Linked DNA regions of Homo sapiens: region 1 is linked to region 2. The links are chromatin contacts, found by Hi-C or POLR2A ChIA-PET in ENCODE. All regions are on one chromosome and are shown on one strand. Each heading gives the region's core, a stretch centred on a gene start or an enhancer-like site at or near the end of the contact. The rest is flanking DNA. Distances are from core to core; before and after follow the strand shown.

Evidence for each region. Hi-C counts contacts between places; a loop is a spot of excess contacts on that map. ChIA-PET counts read pairs that join two places held with the same protein, here RNA polymerase II (POLR2A). Pooled maps may share reads with other maps.
Region 1: a map of B cell shows a loop between it and region 2 (30-fold over the local background). The contact joins the promoter of PSMD9 here to the promoter of ANAPC5 in region 2. A Hi-C loop is called at or near these places in 3 of 168 maps with a recorded cell type or tissue (B cell, CD4-positive, alpha-beta T cell and naive thymus-derived CD4-positive, alpha-beta T cell), 2 of 37 single-sample maps with no recorded cell type and 9 of 50 pooled maps. POLR2A ChIA-PET finds 5 or more read pairs at or near these places in 1 of 52 experiments (A549).

What each region holds. Positions count from the first base shown.
Region 1 is chr12:121,882,988-121,890,142 of GRCh38, forward strand. It overlaps PSMD9 (proteasome 26S subunit, non-ATPase 9), which reads left to right and starts at 5,803. Exons shown (of 6, transcript NM_002813.7): 1 at 5,803-6,007. The coding sequence starts at 5,870. It also overlaps a transcript of HPD not described here. RefSeq lists enhancers at 5,460-6,073, 5,707-6,106, 6,074-6,687.
Region 2 is chr12:121,347,537-121,354,481 of GRCh38, forward strand. ANAPC5 (anaphase promoting complex subunit 5) reads right to left here and starts at 4,875. Exons shown (of 17, transcript NM_016237.5): 1 at 4,598-4,875; 2 at 266-345. The coding sequence starts at 4,804. RefSeq lists enhancers at 3,950-4,625, 4,618-4,877, 5,302-5,977, 5,978-6,651.

The DNA of each region.
Region 1 (7,155 bases), core at 4,553-7,052, 540 kb after region 2:
AAAGTGCTGGGATTACAGGTGTGAGCCACCTCACCCAGCCTTGAGCTGGATCTTGAAGGAGAGGTTCAAGTCAGCCTGGCCTGAGATGGTGTTCCAGGGTGGGAAGAGCAGGTGCTAAGACCCAGTGCTAAGAGAGACTGAGCAAAAAACGTGCCAGAAACTGTTAGAAGTTCAGCATGGCTGGAGCATAAGTTGTGTGTGTGTGTGTGTGTGTGTGTGTGTGTGTGTGTGTGTGTGTGTGTGTGTGTGGTGGGGTACAGGGATGGGAGGTGGTCTAAAGGCAAGCAGAGATCAGGAGTCTTAAAGGCCAAGAGAAGGGCACTGAAGCCATTAAGCAGTAGCGTGCCAATGTCACTCTTGGGAAGGTTGTTCTGGCTGCTTTGGAGACTGGGTTAAAGTGCGCAACCTGAGACAGTTCAAAGACTGCCCAATCAGGAGGAAGAGGTGGCGGGGTAGGAGTAGAGGTGGAGGAGATGGGTGGATTTGGGAGCTATGAAGGCAGTCACAGGATAGAGGTTTATTATAATGACAGCAATATTGACAAGCTCATAATGTAGTAACCTAACAACAGCTCTCTTTTCAGACCGCATGGGTAAGAATCTTCTCCTCACCCTTTTTATTTGGAAAAATTTCAAACCTCAGAAGAACTGCAAGATAGTTCCCCCACACAACCAACTTTTCCTTTTCCTTCTTTCTTTTTTTTTTTTTTTTGATAGAAACTGGGTCTTGCCACGTTGCTCAGGCTGGTCTCAAATTCCTAGGATCAGGGGATCCTCCCACTTCTGCCTCCCAAAGTGCTAGGATTATAGCCATGAGCTGCCTACAAAAGTTTCCTTGAACATGCATATACTCTTCATGTGGATTTGCTAATTGTTACATTTTGCCTCTTTCTCCCCTTGTATCATTTTCTTTGAACCACTTGCAAGTTAGTAGCTGAAACCATGACGCTACACATCTAAATATTTGAGCATTTATCTCCTTACCATAAAAAGAGTTTCTTTCACATAATTGCAACATCATTATCTGACTGAGGAAACTTAACACTGATATACTATAATTTAATATAAAGTTCATATTTAGATTTCATCAATTGGCCCAGTAAGTCTTTTAAAGCCGCTGTTTCTCATTAATAATTCAAGTAAGGATCATGTATTGCATTTAGTCATCGTTTCTCTTTTCCTCTCTTTTTTTTTTTTTTTTTGAGACGGAGTTTCGCTCTGTCGCCCAGGCTGGAGTGCAGTGGCATGATCGCCGCTCACTGCAACCTCTGCCTCAAGCAATTCCCCGGCCTCAGCCTCCCAAGTAGCTGGGATTACAGGTGTGTGCCGCTGTGCCCGGCTGATTTTTGTATTTTTACTAGAGATGGGGTTTTACTATGTTGGCCAGGCTGGTCTCAAACCCCTGACCTTATGTGATCCACCCACTTCGGCCACCCAAAATGCCGGGATTACGGGCGTGAACCATCATGCCTGGTCCTCCGCTAATTAATTTTTTTTTTTGTAGAGACGTAAGTCTTGCTATATTGCCCAGGCTGGTCTTAAACTCCTGGACTCAAGGGATCCTCCTGCCTTGATCTCCCAGAGATATAGGACTACAGACATGAGCCACTGCACCTGTATCTCTCTCTCTCTCTCTTTTGACAATGTTAGAAATGTTAGTTTATTTTTCTACCTTTTCTCTTTTTTTCTTCTTTCTGTTTAAAGTTTGTTTTAAAATTTTATCTTGAAGTGGTTTTAAACTCACAGAAAAGTTCCAAAAATATTATAAAGAACATTTATATGTTTCACCAATTATTTACATTTTGTAAATGTAAATAATTTACATTTACAAATAATTTACAGAGTCACCAATTATTAACATTTTGCCGTATTTACTTTATCTCTCTCTTGTCTACAAATATATATCTCTTTCTTTTTCTTGAGACGGAGTCTCACTATATGGTCCAGGCTGGAGTGCAGTGGCACGATCTCGGCTCACTACAACCTCCACCTCCCAGGTTCAAGCGATTCTCTCCTGCCTCAGTCTCCCGAGTAGCTGGGATTACAGGTGCCTGCCACCACGCCCAGCTGATTTTTGTATTTTTAGTAGAGACGGGGTTTCACCATGTTGGTCAGGCTAATCTCAAACTCCTGACCTCAAGTGATCCACCCCCCTCAGCCTCCCAAAGTGCTGAGATTACAGGCGTGAGCCACCATGCCCGGCCTTACATATATATCTGTATTTTTTTTTTTTTTAGATGAAGTCTTGCTCTGTCGCCAGGCTGTAGTGCAGTAGCACCATCTCGGCTCATTGTAACCTCTGCCTCCCGGATTCAAGTGATCCTCCTGACTCAATCTCCCGAGTAGCTGTGACTACAGGCATGAGTCACCACGTCCAGCTAATTTTTGTATTTTTGGTGGAGACAGAGTTTCACCATGTTGGCCAGGATGGTCTCCATCTCTTGACCTTGTGATCCGCCCACCTCGGTGTCCCAAAGTGCTGGGATTACAGGTGTGAGCCACCACGCCCGGCCTATATCTGTATTCTTTTCTGAACCATTTGAAAGTAAATTGCCTCTCTTAACCCTAAATACTACAGGGTACTTTTTCTAAGGGCACTGTCTTACAAAACCACAGTGAAAGTATCAAAATCAGGAAATTTTCAGATATCAAGGGTGGGAGGATATTACAATTTTTTTAAAAATCAGGAAATTTGGCCAGGTGCGGTGGCTCACGCCTGTAATCCCAGCACATTGGGAGGCTAAGGCGGGTGGATTGCCTGAGGTCAGGAGTTCTAGACCAGTCTGGCCAACATGGTGAAACCTTGTCTCTACTAAAAATACAAAAAAATTAGCCGAGCATGGTGGCATACGCCTGTAATCCCAGCTACTCGGGAGGCAGGGGAATTGCTTGAACCAGGGAGGTGGACGTTGCAGTGAGCCGAGATCTCGCCACTGCACTCCAGCCTGGGCAACAGAGCCACCACGCCCGGATAATTTTTGTATTTTTAGTAGGGACAAGGTTTCAGCATGTTGGCCAGGCTGGTCTTGAACTCCTGACCTCAGGTGATCCAGCCGCCTCGGTCTCCCAAAATGCTGAGATAACAGGCGTAAGCCACCGCACCTGGCCACATATTGCATTTAGTTTTTTTTTTTTTTTTTGAGATGGGGTCTCACTCTCTCGCCCGGGCTGGAGTGCAGTGGCACGATCTCTGCTCACTGCAAGCTCTGTCTCCCAGGTTCATGCCATTCTCCTGCCTCAGCCTCCTGAGTAGCTGGGACTACAGGCACGTGCCACCATGCCCGGCTAAATTTTTGTATTTTTAGTAGAGATGGAGTTTCACCGTGTTAGCCAGGATGGTCTCGATCTCCTAACCTCATGATCCACCTGGCTTGGCCTCCCAAAGTGCTGGGATTACAGGCGTGAGCCACCGCGCCTGGCCTAGTTTTTTTTTTTTTTTTTTTTTTGAGACGGAGTCTTGCTCTGCCGCTCAGGCAGTGAGCCACCTGCCCTGGCCTCCCAAAATGCTAGGATTATAGCCATAAGCAGCTTACAAAACAGTTTTCTTGAACATGCTTATACTCTTCACGTGGATTTGCTAATTGTTACATTTTGCCTCTTTCTCCCCTTGTATCACTTTCTTCGGACCACTTGCAAGTTAGTAGCAGAAATCATGACACTACACATCTAAATAATTGAGCATTTATCTCGTTCCAATAAAGATAAAAGTGATTCTCTCATATAATTGCAACACCATTATCTGACTGAGGAAATTTAACACTGATATACTATAATTTAATATAAAGTTCATATTTAGATTTCACCAGTTGGCCCAATAAGTCTTGTAAAGCTGCTGTTTCTCATTAAATAATTCAAGTAAGGATCATGTATTGCATTTAGTCATTATTTCTCTCTTCCTCCCTTTTTAACTTTATTATTTATTTATTTATTTGAGACAGAGTCTCACTCGGTCACTCAGGCTGGAGTGCAGTGACATGATCTCAGCTCATTGCAACCTCTGCCTCCCCGGTTCAAGCGATTCTCCTGCGTCAGCCTCCCAGGTAGCTGGGATTACAAGTGTGTGGCACTGTGCCTTGGTAACTTTTGTATTTTTAGTAGAGACGGTGTTTCACCATGTTGGCCAGGCTGGTCTTGAACTCCTGACCTCAAGTGATCCACCCACCTCAGCCTCCCAAAGTGCTGGGATTACAGGTGTGAATCACCACACCTGGTCCTCTGCTAATTAATTATTATTTTTTTTTTTTTGTAGAGATGGAGGTCTTGCTATGTTGCCCAGGCTAGTCTCAAACTCCTGGACCTAAGGGATCCTCCTGCCTTGATCTCCCAGCATAATGGGACTACAGGTATGAGCCACTGCACCTGTATTTCTCTCTCTCTCTCTCTCGATAATGTTAGAAATGTTAGTTTATTTTTGAGGGGTGCGGTAGCTCACTCCTGTAATCCCAGCACTTTGAAAGGCCGAGCTGGGCTGGATCACTTGAGGCCAGGGGTTCGAGACCTCAGCCTCCTGAGTACCTGGGATTACAGGTGTGTGCCACCACACCCGGCTAATATTTTATATTTTTGGTAGAGACAGGGTTTCACCATGTTGGCGAGGCTAGTCTCAAACTCCTGACCTCAAATGATCTGCTTGCCACAGCCTCCCAAAGTGCTGGGATTATAGGCATGAGCCACCACACCTGGCCCATTGCATTTAGTTGATGCACATCTTTAGTGTTCTTAAATCTAGGCAATTGCATATCCGCCTCCTTTCTCTGTCCCCCACCCCTTATTCCCCATGTGTATTTCACAACATTGACTTTTTTTGAAGTTTTCAGGCCAGTTGTTTTGAAGTATGTCCCTTCTTTTGGATATGTCTGTTTTCCAATGATTAGATTCAGGGCAAACATGTTTGAATACTACACAGATGACCGCTGAGCCCTTTTCAAGACAAAATATTAGAGGCACATGGTCAGATATCAAAGTTGATTGTTTAGGTAAGCTGGGTTGGAATTTTGGCCTCACATTTTGCTAGTTGGGTAAATTGGTTATTGAGACGGTTTTCTCAGCTGTCAAATTGGGATGTAATAATCTAGCTTCATGAGGTTGTTGAATTAATATATGTAAGGCATTTAGAACAGCGTCTGGCACATTATAAGTATCAATAAATAAACACTGTTACCGTTATTATTATCACTACGATTTTTAGAGGCCTTAACAGGAACATCCAGCACCTTCAACAGTATATGGCTCATAGGAATCATTCCATGAATATTTGTTAGCAGAAGGACAGCTCTATGAGATAGATTGCTATCAATTACTGCCCCATTTTACAGATGAGGAAACTGAGGCCCAGAGAAGCCAAGTAGTGACCTAGGGTCACACAGATTGCCGTTAAGTGGCAAGATACGGGGTGTGTACTCAGGCATATCGGATCTGTAAAGTGAGGGATAAGGAACCTTAATGTATTTTGTAAATCCTCCAGGGCTGTGTGGATGTGAAGAACTGAATTGGAGCGCCACGCAGCGGTTCTCTGGCGTACAGTATCCATCCATACAGTAGGCGCTCAATAAATGTCTGCTGCACGAATGAGAAAATGAGTCAGCTGGGGCGAGATCATCCCCTAGCGTTGGTGTGCAATTGCGTGGGGATCCATTGCTTCCGACGCTACTCCTGCCGGGTCACCACAGGCGCACGTGTTCCGGCAGGGCGCGGCTTCCGGTGACCCAGCTCCGCCCTAAGCCCCATCCCAAGCCCCGCCCCTTGACTGTTCTCGCGTTCGCGGACGGCTGTGGTGTTTTGGCGCATGGGCGGAGCCGTAGTTACGGTCGACTGGGGCGTCGTCCCTAGCCCGGGAGCCGGGTCTCTGGAGTCGCGGCCCGGGGTTCACGATGTCCGACGAGGAAGCGAGGCAGAGCGGAGGCTCCTCGCAGGCCGGCGTCGTGACTGTCAGCGACGTCCAGGAGCTGATGCGGCGCAAGGAGGAGATAGAAGCGCAGATCAAGGCCAACTATGACGTGCTGGAAAGCGTGAGTGTGGGTTCGGGGCGCCCCAAGTCGCCTAACCCGGCCCGGAGTCCCTGGGGTACTGGGATGCCAGGGCGGCCTCAGTTTGGGCGCTCCGCAACGGATCTCCCTGGGAGGCCCAAGGCGCCGCAAGTGCGGCCTCTGTCGGCACAAGAAGGCAGGCAAAGAACTTTAGCAACTGAAGAGTTAGCCATATTGATATCCAGCAAGAGTTTGTGGAGCCCTGCTGTGTGCTAGGCGCTGGTTTAAGTGCTGTGCATTGTTGAGTTAATTTAATCTTTGCAACAACCCTTTGAGGTGGATGCTGTTACTCTTTCCATTTTAGGGAGGGGGAAACAGGTGTTACTTGGTGATTAAACAGCTGTCATGTGCCTCGCTGACTGCCTTATCTTAATTTTGTACTTTTTGTAAAGACAGAGTCTCACTGTGTTGCCCAGGTTGGTATCGAACTCATGGCCTCAAGCGATCCTTCCACCTCGGCCTTTCAAAGTGCTGGGATTACAGGCGTGAGCTACTGCACCCGGCATTTGCTGATTGTATCGTGAATTCTTAAACTTCAGTGTGTATATGAATTACCTGGGGATCTTATTAAAATGCAGATTTTGTTTGAGGCAAGGGAGCAGATTCTGCATTTGTAGCAAACTCCCAGCAATGCTGATGCTAGTGGTCTAAGGACCGAACTTTGAGTTACAAATAAGGCTCATCATCCTTATTGCATAAGGAGGAAACTGAGGCCCAGAGTGGGGCAAACGCCTATCTAAGGTCATGTAGTTCGGAAGTGGCAGTGGTGGGTCTGGCTCAAAAGCTGATGCAGGTTTTCTTATGCCATCTAGTGTAAAATCACAGATCAGTTTGCAGAGGAAGATGCAATTAATTATGCCCAAGTAGGGTGGGATGGAATGCATTTTAGGTGATGTAAGATGAAGTTTCTTTTTTTTTTGTCTGAGACGGAGTCTTGCTTTGTCACCCAGGCTGGAGTGCAGTGGCTCAATCTCGGCTCACTGCAGCCTCTGCCTCCTGGGTTCAAGTGATTCTCCTGCCTCAGCCTCCCGAGTAGTAGGGATTACAGGCGAGCGCCAGTACGCCAGGCTAATTTTTTATTTTAAGTAAAAGCAGGGTTTCACCATGTTGGTCAGGCCGGTGTTGGATTC
Region 2 (6,945 bases), core at 3,625-6,124:
GGGAAGATCACCTGAGCTCAGGAAGTCCAGGCTGCGTTGAGCCCTGATTGCACCATTGTACTCCAGCCTGGGCAACAGAATGAGACCCTGTCTCCAAAGAAAAAGCTATCCATTTTTCAACAAAACAGAATTAAGTAAAGGCTCTTGGGAAAACAACCTAGGGTAATAAAGGTATCTTTTTAAAAGAATTAACTACCACATACCCTTTTGTGATTTTCATCTACCTTCACACCTTTTCATATATAAAGAAGAAAATGAAGTTTACCTGATCTGCACTGAATTTGCCAGCTGTGGACAAGACTCTTCAATTAACTTGTAAAGTTTTGACAGTGTAATATCTGGGCCCTGTGTAAAGGAGAGATAGGGAGGTATGGATTTTAAAGAGCTGGAGACTGATAAAGAATTGCAAACATAAATTCATTTATCAACCCCTCTGCTTTAATAATCACTCCAAACATGCAAATAAGGATTTTTCTATCTACCTAAAACACTAAAGTAATACTTCACATTTGCATACCATTTTTGTCTAGTCAGTGGAATGGTCTAAAATAGAAAAAAAGCATAGGATTTATAGTCTGAGGATCCACTGTTCCTTCCTTCTTAGCTTTGTAATCATTGCAAAATTGTGACCTCTGAGTTCTAGTTTCCTTCATCAGTAAAATGGAGATAATAATATCTCCCTTGTTTTTGGCAAAGATTAAATAAGATAATACAAAGTGCTTTGTAAACTGGAAAACACTATACAAATACTATTTTTCACAAACACAATCTCATTTGATCTTCTCCCAAACCTTGTAAGGTAGGCAGACATACTATGTGCTGAAGTCTATAAAGAGTATGACGAGAGGCCGGGCACAGTGGCTCATGCCTATAATCCCAACATTTTGGGAGGCCAAGGTGGGCAGATCACCTGAAGCCAGGAGTTCAAGACCAGCCTGGCCAACATGGCAAAACCCCGTCTCTACTAAAAACACAAAAATTAGCCAGGCATGGTGGCACACACCTGTAGTCCCAGCTACTTGGGAGGCTGAGGCGGGAGAATGGCTTGAACCTGGCAGGTGGAGGTTGCAGTGAGCCAAGATCACGCCATTGCACTCCAGCCTGGGCGACAGAGCAAGACTCCGTCTCCAATAAAAAAAAAAGAGTACCACAAGGAATAAAGAGTATGCAACCTCAGCTACCAAGAAGATTACAGTCTAGTTGAGATTTAAAACTAAATTTAGACTCTTTTTCAGAGAATAAGATGACTGCATATATGCCAACTTTAGATGTGGATAACCCAGCAATTGCACTTCTAGGGAAGTTATTTTGGCATACATTGTTTGAAATGAAGAAAAACTGAAAGGAGCCTGTAAGTCCAATAAAGACTTAATTTATAATACAGAGTTGAATTATGTTGCTTTTCTTACTGTGAAATATAATGCAGCCATTAAAAAGACCATTTGGGGCCTGGCGCAGTGGCTCACGCCTGTAATACCAGCGCCTTGGGAGGCTGAAGCAGGCAGATTACTTGAGGTCAGGAGTTCGAGACCAGCCTGGACAACATGGTGAAATCCCATGCCCAGGCTGCTCTTGAACTCCTAGGCTCAAGTGATCCTCCCACGTTGGCCTCCCAAAGTCTAGGCACCAAGCCAAAAATTAACTAATTTAAGAAATCAAACAGTTAGTAAAGGAGTTGAGGTCTGGCTGGGATGCTACTAGATGAACTCTACATACATTTTGATTAAAACTATACAGTAGGGGGCCAGGTGTGGTGGCTCATGCCTGTAATGCCAGCACTTTGGGAAGCTGAGGCAGGTGGATCCCTTGAGCCCAGGAGTTCAAGACTAGCCTGAGCAACATAGGGAGACTACATCTCTACCAAAATTTAAAAATTAGCCAGGCATGGTGGCAGGTGCCTGTAGTCCTAGCTACTTAGAAGACTGAGGTAGGAGGACAGCTTGAGCCTGGGAGGTGGAGGCTATGGTAAGCTAGGATCGCACCACGGCACTCCAGCCCAGGTGACTGAGGGAGTGAGATCCCACCACTCTAAAAAAATTAAAAAAAAAATAAATTTAAAAATAAAAAATTAAATAAAATAACTATATAGTAGTTAGCCAGGTTAAAAACCAGAAAGAATTCCAAACAGCAAAAAACAACATGAGCAGGAAGGTGAGAGTTAAGAGACCAGAATCACTGTTTCTATTTTTTTTTTTTTTTTGGAGACGGATGCCCAGGCTGGAGTGCAGTGATGTGATCTCAGCTCACTGCAACCTCCACCTCCTGGGTTCAAATGATTTCCTGCCTCAGCCTCCCGAGTAGCTGGGACTACAGGCGCACATCACAATGCCCGGCTAATTTTTTTTTGTATTTTTAGTAGAGATGGGGTTTCACTGTGTTGGCCAGGCTGGTCTCGAACTCCTGACCTCAAGTGATCCACCCACCTCAGCCTCCCAAAGTGCCGGGGTTACAGGTGTGATCCCACCCGGCCTTTTATTTACCAAAATTTTAGTATTATAACTTTAATAATGGAGGGAAATGCATTTATAGTAATAGCAGACGTGGCTAGCCCTGGGAGCCACAAGTTATAAAGACATCCCTTTTATTTAACTGGGTAGGTCTCTTGACCATGGTGTCCTCAGTTCTCCCCTCTTCCCATGCCCCTCACCCACAAATACAAGTGATAAATTTTTTAAAAAAGCCTTTATAAACTATACTAAGGAATATAAATGCAACTCTAGACACTAATTTTATTAGGTTTATCTTTTAAGATCCCATAATATAGAGGCCCAGGGACCCAGATCTGTTTCTGCCATCACTGTTACTCAACAGACAATGCTTATCCATCAAGGCACAGCTTCACACTTTCTGTAAGAAATCCTCGGGCCGGGCGCGGTGGCTCATGCCTGTAATCCCAGCACTTTGGGAGGCCGAGGCGGACAGATCACGAGGTCTGGAGATCGAGACCATCCCGGCTAACACGGTGAAACCCCGTCTCTACTAAAAATACAAAAAATTAGCCGGGCGTGGTGGCGGGAGCCTATAGTCCCAGCTACTCCGGAGGCTGAGGCAGGAGAATGGCGTGAACCCGGGAGGCGGAGCCTGCAGTGAGCCGTGATCGTGCCACTGCACTCTGGCCTGAGCGACGGAGCGAGACTCCGTCTCAAAAAAAAAAAAAAAATCCTCTCCATGAGTGCACTCATCCACCTCTATCGCATTTCATTCATTTTACAAAAAACTACTCAGGCATTCTAGGAGGCTTTGGGGATGTACCAGTAAACAAAAACAGGACTAAGTACTGAGCTGGTGGAGGTTACCGTCTAATGGGAGAGAAGGCCATCACTCACGTAACCATGAATATAAATGGAAAAACCACAACTGATATAGGGGAAGGTATATGCCATATGTGAACACACTAAAATGAAAATTCTAGTAATATTGAGCATTTACTACATGCTAGTAACAGTTTCTACTATTGTTCCCATTTTACAGAGAGAAAACTGAGACCCAAATGAATTAAGGAACTTAATTATCTGAGCTAAACCTGTGTCTGCAAAATGAAATAACACATGACGGCCGGGCGCAGTGGCTCACTCCTGTAATCCCAATACTCTGGGAGACCAGACGGGAGGATTGCTTGAGTCCAGGAGTTCCCGGCCAGCCTGGGTAACATGGCAAAATCCCGTCTCTACAAAAAATGCAAAAAAATTAGCTGGGCGTAGTGACCCGCGCCTGTACTCCCAGCTACTTGGGAGGCTGAGGTGGGAGGATCACCTGAGCCTGAGAGGTCGAGGCTGCAGTGAGCCGCGATCACACTACTGCACTCCAGCCTGGGCGACAAAGCGAGACCCTGTCTCAAAAAAATAATAATAATTTAAAACAAATTTTAAGTAAAGTGCTTAGCACACAGTTAAGTATTCAATCAGTGCTCGTCCTTGGCTTTATGCCTTTTTTTTTTTTGAAACGGAGTCTTGCACTGTCGCCCAAGCTGGAGTGCAGTGGCGCGATCTCGGCTCACTGCAACCTCCGCTTCCCAGGTTCTAGCGATTCTCCTGCCTCAGCCTCCCGAGTAGCTGAAATTACAGGTGCCCGCCACCACGTCCAGCTAATTTTTTGTGTTTTTAGTAGAGACGGGGTTTCACTACGTTGGTCAGGCTGGTCTCGAACTCCTGACCTCGTGATCCACCCGCCTTACCCTCCCAAAGTGCGGAGATTATAGGCGTGAGCCACTGCGCCCGGCCCGGTTTTATGGCATTTTTACTGTTTATTACGGTCCTCTAGGATAGGGAGCCTGTATGACTTATCCCTGTGTCTCCAACGCTCTATTGTATAGCCCCATTTTAAAGAAGATACAGGATCTGAGACTCTAACTCTCAGCTAATAAATACTGGAGCCAGACATGAACTTGCAAAAAAAAAAAATGCATGTAAAGCGCCTGGCCCACCGTAAACGCTCAGTACGTGTTAGCTACCGGTAGTAGCTATCTTTATTTCTTCACGTTCCTCCAGGCAGGGAGAGTATCTGATGGACACGAGTGTCCCCAAGCCCAGGGTTCCGCACAGAGCAGATGCTCAGTAAAAGTTTGCTGCACGAGCAGGAGCCAGCGGGCGCCTCTCACCTGCAGCAGGGGCAGGAGCAGCTGGTTGAGCCTCCGCCGCTCCATGAGGCTGACGGCGCCCTCGCCTGTGCGGCTCATCTCGTTCAGCAGCACCAGCACCGCGATCTTGTACGGCGTCACCCAGTCCTTGATGCCGAACACATTGGCGTGCACAACCCCATTGGTCATCATGGGATTGAAGTAGAGGCTCTCGTGGACGCTGGCCATGGCGGCCCGAGACTAAGTCTCGGGCCCGCGGCGCGCTGCCGCCAGTTGTCACCACAAGGCACAACACTACCGGGTCTACATCTCCGCCCGCCCTCACAATATCCCAGGAAACAGACATCCGCGTGCTCGCGGCATTTGTTAACCAATCAGAGCAGTCTGTCAGAGCACATGGGAGAGCGACAGCCAGTCAGAATGTACAAGAGTGCGGGGAGGGGTGCACCAAAAGACTGACTCCCTACAGAAACTTTTGCCGAGTGGGAGCAGGTTCCCAGGCTACGTGGACAGGGACCGGATGGGAGGGGAAGTCGATGCTTGGGGTCGGGGCTGAAGGGACTGAGGAGCTCCCAAAGTGGTTTTTTTGTTGTTGGTTGTTGTTGTTGGTGGTGGTGGTGGTGGTTGTCGTTGTTGTTGTTTGAGACGATATCTCGCTATGTTACCAAGACTGGAGGGCAGTGGTTATTCGTAGACGCCCTCAAAGAGCACTGCACCCTCCCAAATCCTGGGCTCGAGCGATCCTCCCGCCTTCCCGAGAAGCTGGGACTACAGGCAGCGCGCCTGGCTTGTTCATGTAATTTGAAAATAGTTCAAATAGAATGTTTAAATGATTGTGTTTAAAAGTACCGAAATTAAATTTGCACCCTTAAAGTATGTATTTATTATGTTACTTTTAAACTCAAATGTTTAGGAGTTTAACTCTGTCTTTTTAAAGATAGGAACATGAGATTTTTCTTCAGCGTTTCACAAATGCCATTTGCAGACAGCCAGATCAGGTTGCCAGTGGTCGTGTATCCTTACGTGAAATAGAACATTAGCAACATCACCTCCATGTGCTGAGTCAGTTTCCTACCTAATAAACTACAAAATCTATACTCTGCATTTCAAAGCCCTCCAAAAGCAATCCCCAGCCAACATTTTGAACCTGATTTTTCACAATTCCCCTTCCGTTCATCTGTACCTCTCCCAAGACACTTAGTTCTCTATACCCTGAATTATTATTAATGATCTGGTATCCCTATTAGTCTTTATGTCCCTTGAAAGAAAAACCACATACCATTCAACTTTGGCTATCCACATGCACACACTGTGCCTTGTGCCTTTTGTTTTGTTTTGTTTTGTTTTGAGACGGAGTCTCCTCTGTCGCCCAGGCTGGAGTGCAGTGGCGCGATCTCTGCTCACTGCAAGCTCTACCTCCCTGGTTCACGCCATTCTCCTGCTTCAGCCTACCGAGTAGCTGGGACTACAGGCATCGGCCACCACGCCCGGCTAATTTTTTGTATTTTTAGTAGAGACGGGGTGTCACCGTGTTAGCCAGGATGGTCTCAATCTCCTGACCTCGTGATCCTCCCGCCTCGGCCTCCCAAAGTGCTGGGATTACAGGCGTGAGCCACCGCGCCCGGCCTGCCTTGTGCCCATTTTTATGTTTGTTTAAATTATACTTTCTCTCTCTCTCATTCTGCTACCGAGGCTGGACTGCAGTGGCACGCTCACGGCTCACTGCAACCTCAGCCTCCAGTTAAAGTAGGTAATTAGACATGAGCAGGGCAGGAGACCCCCTCGCCCTCAGGAATGCCAGGCTCAAGCAATCCTCCCACCTCAGCCTCACGAGTAGTTGAGACTACAGGCTTGTGCCACCATGCATGGCTAATTTTTTTTTTTTTTTTTTCCCGATACGGAGTCTTGCTCTGTCGCCCAGTCTGGAGTACAGTCGCTCGATTTCGGCTCACTACAATCTCTACCTCCCGGGTTCAAGCAATTCTCCTGCCTCAGCCTCCCGAGTAGCTGGAACTACAGGCACGCACCACCACGCCCGGCTAATTTTTGTATTGTTTGTAGAGATGGGGTTTCACCATGTTGGCCCGGCTGGTCTTGAACTGGTTGAACTCCTGACCTCAGGTGACCCGCCCATCTCCGCCTCCAAAAGTGCTGGGATTACAGGCCTGAGCCACTGTGCCTGGATGCATGGCTAATTTTTTTATTTTTTGTAGACACGAGGTCTTGCGATGTTGTCCAGGCTGGTCTCGAACTCCTGGACTCAAGTGATCCTCCTGCCTCAGCCTCCCAAATTGCTACGATTAAAGGCATGGGCCACTGCATGCAGCCTCATGCCTGGTTTTTGTTTTCTCAATCGCTATTTGTTTAAT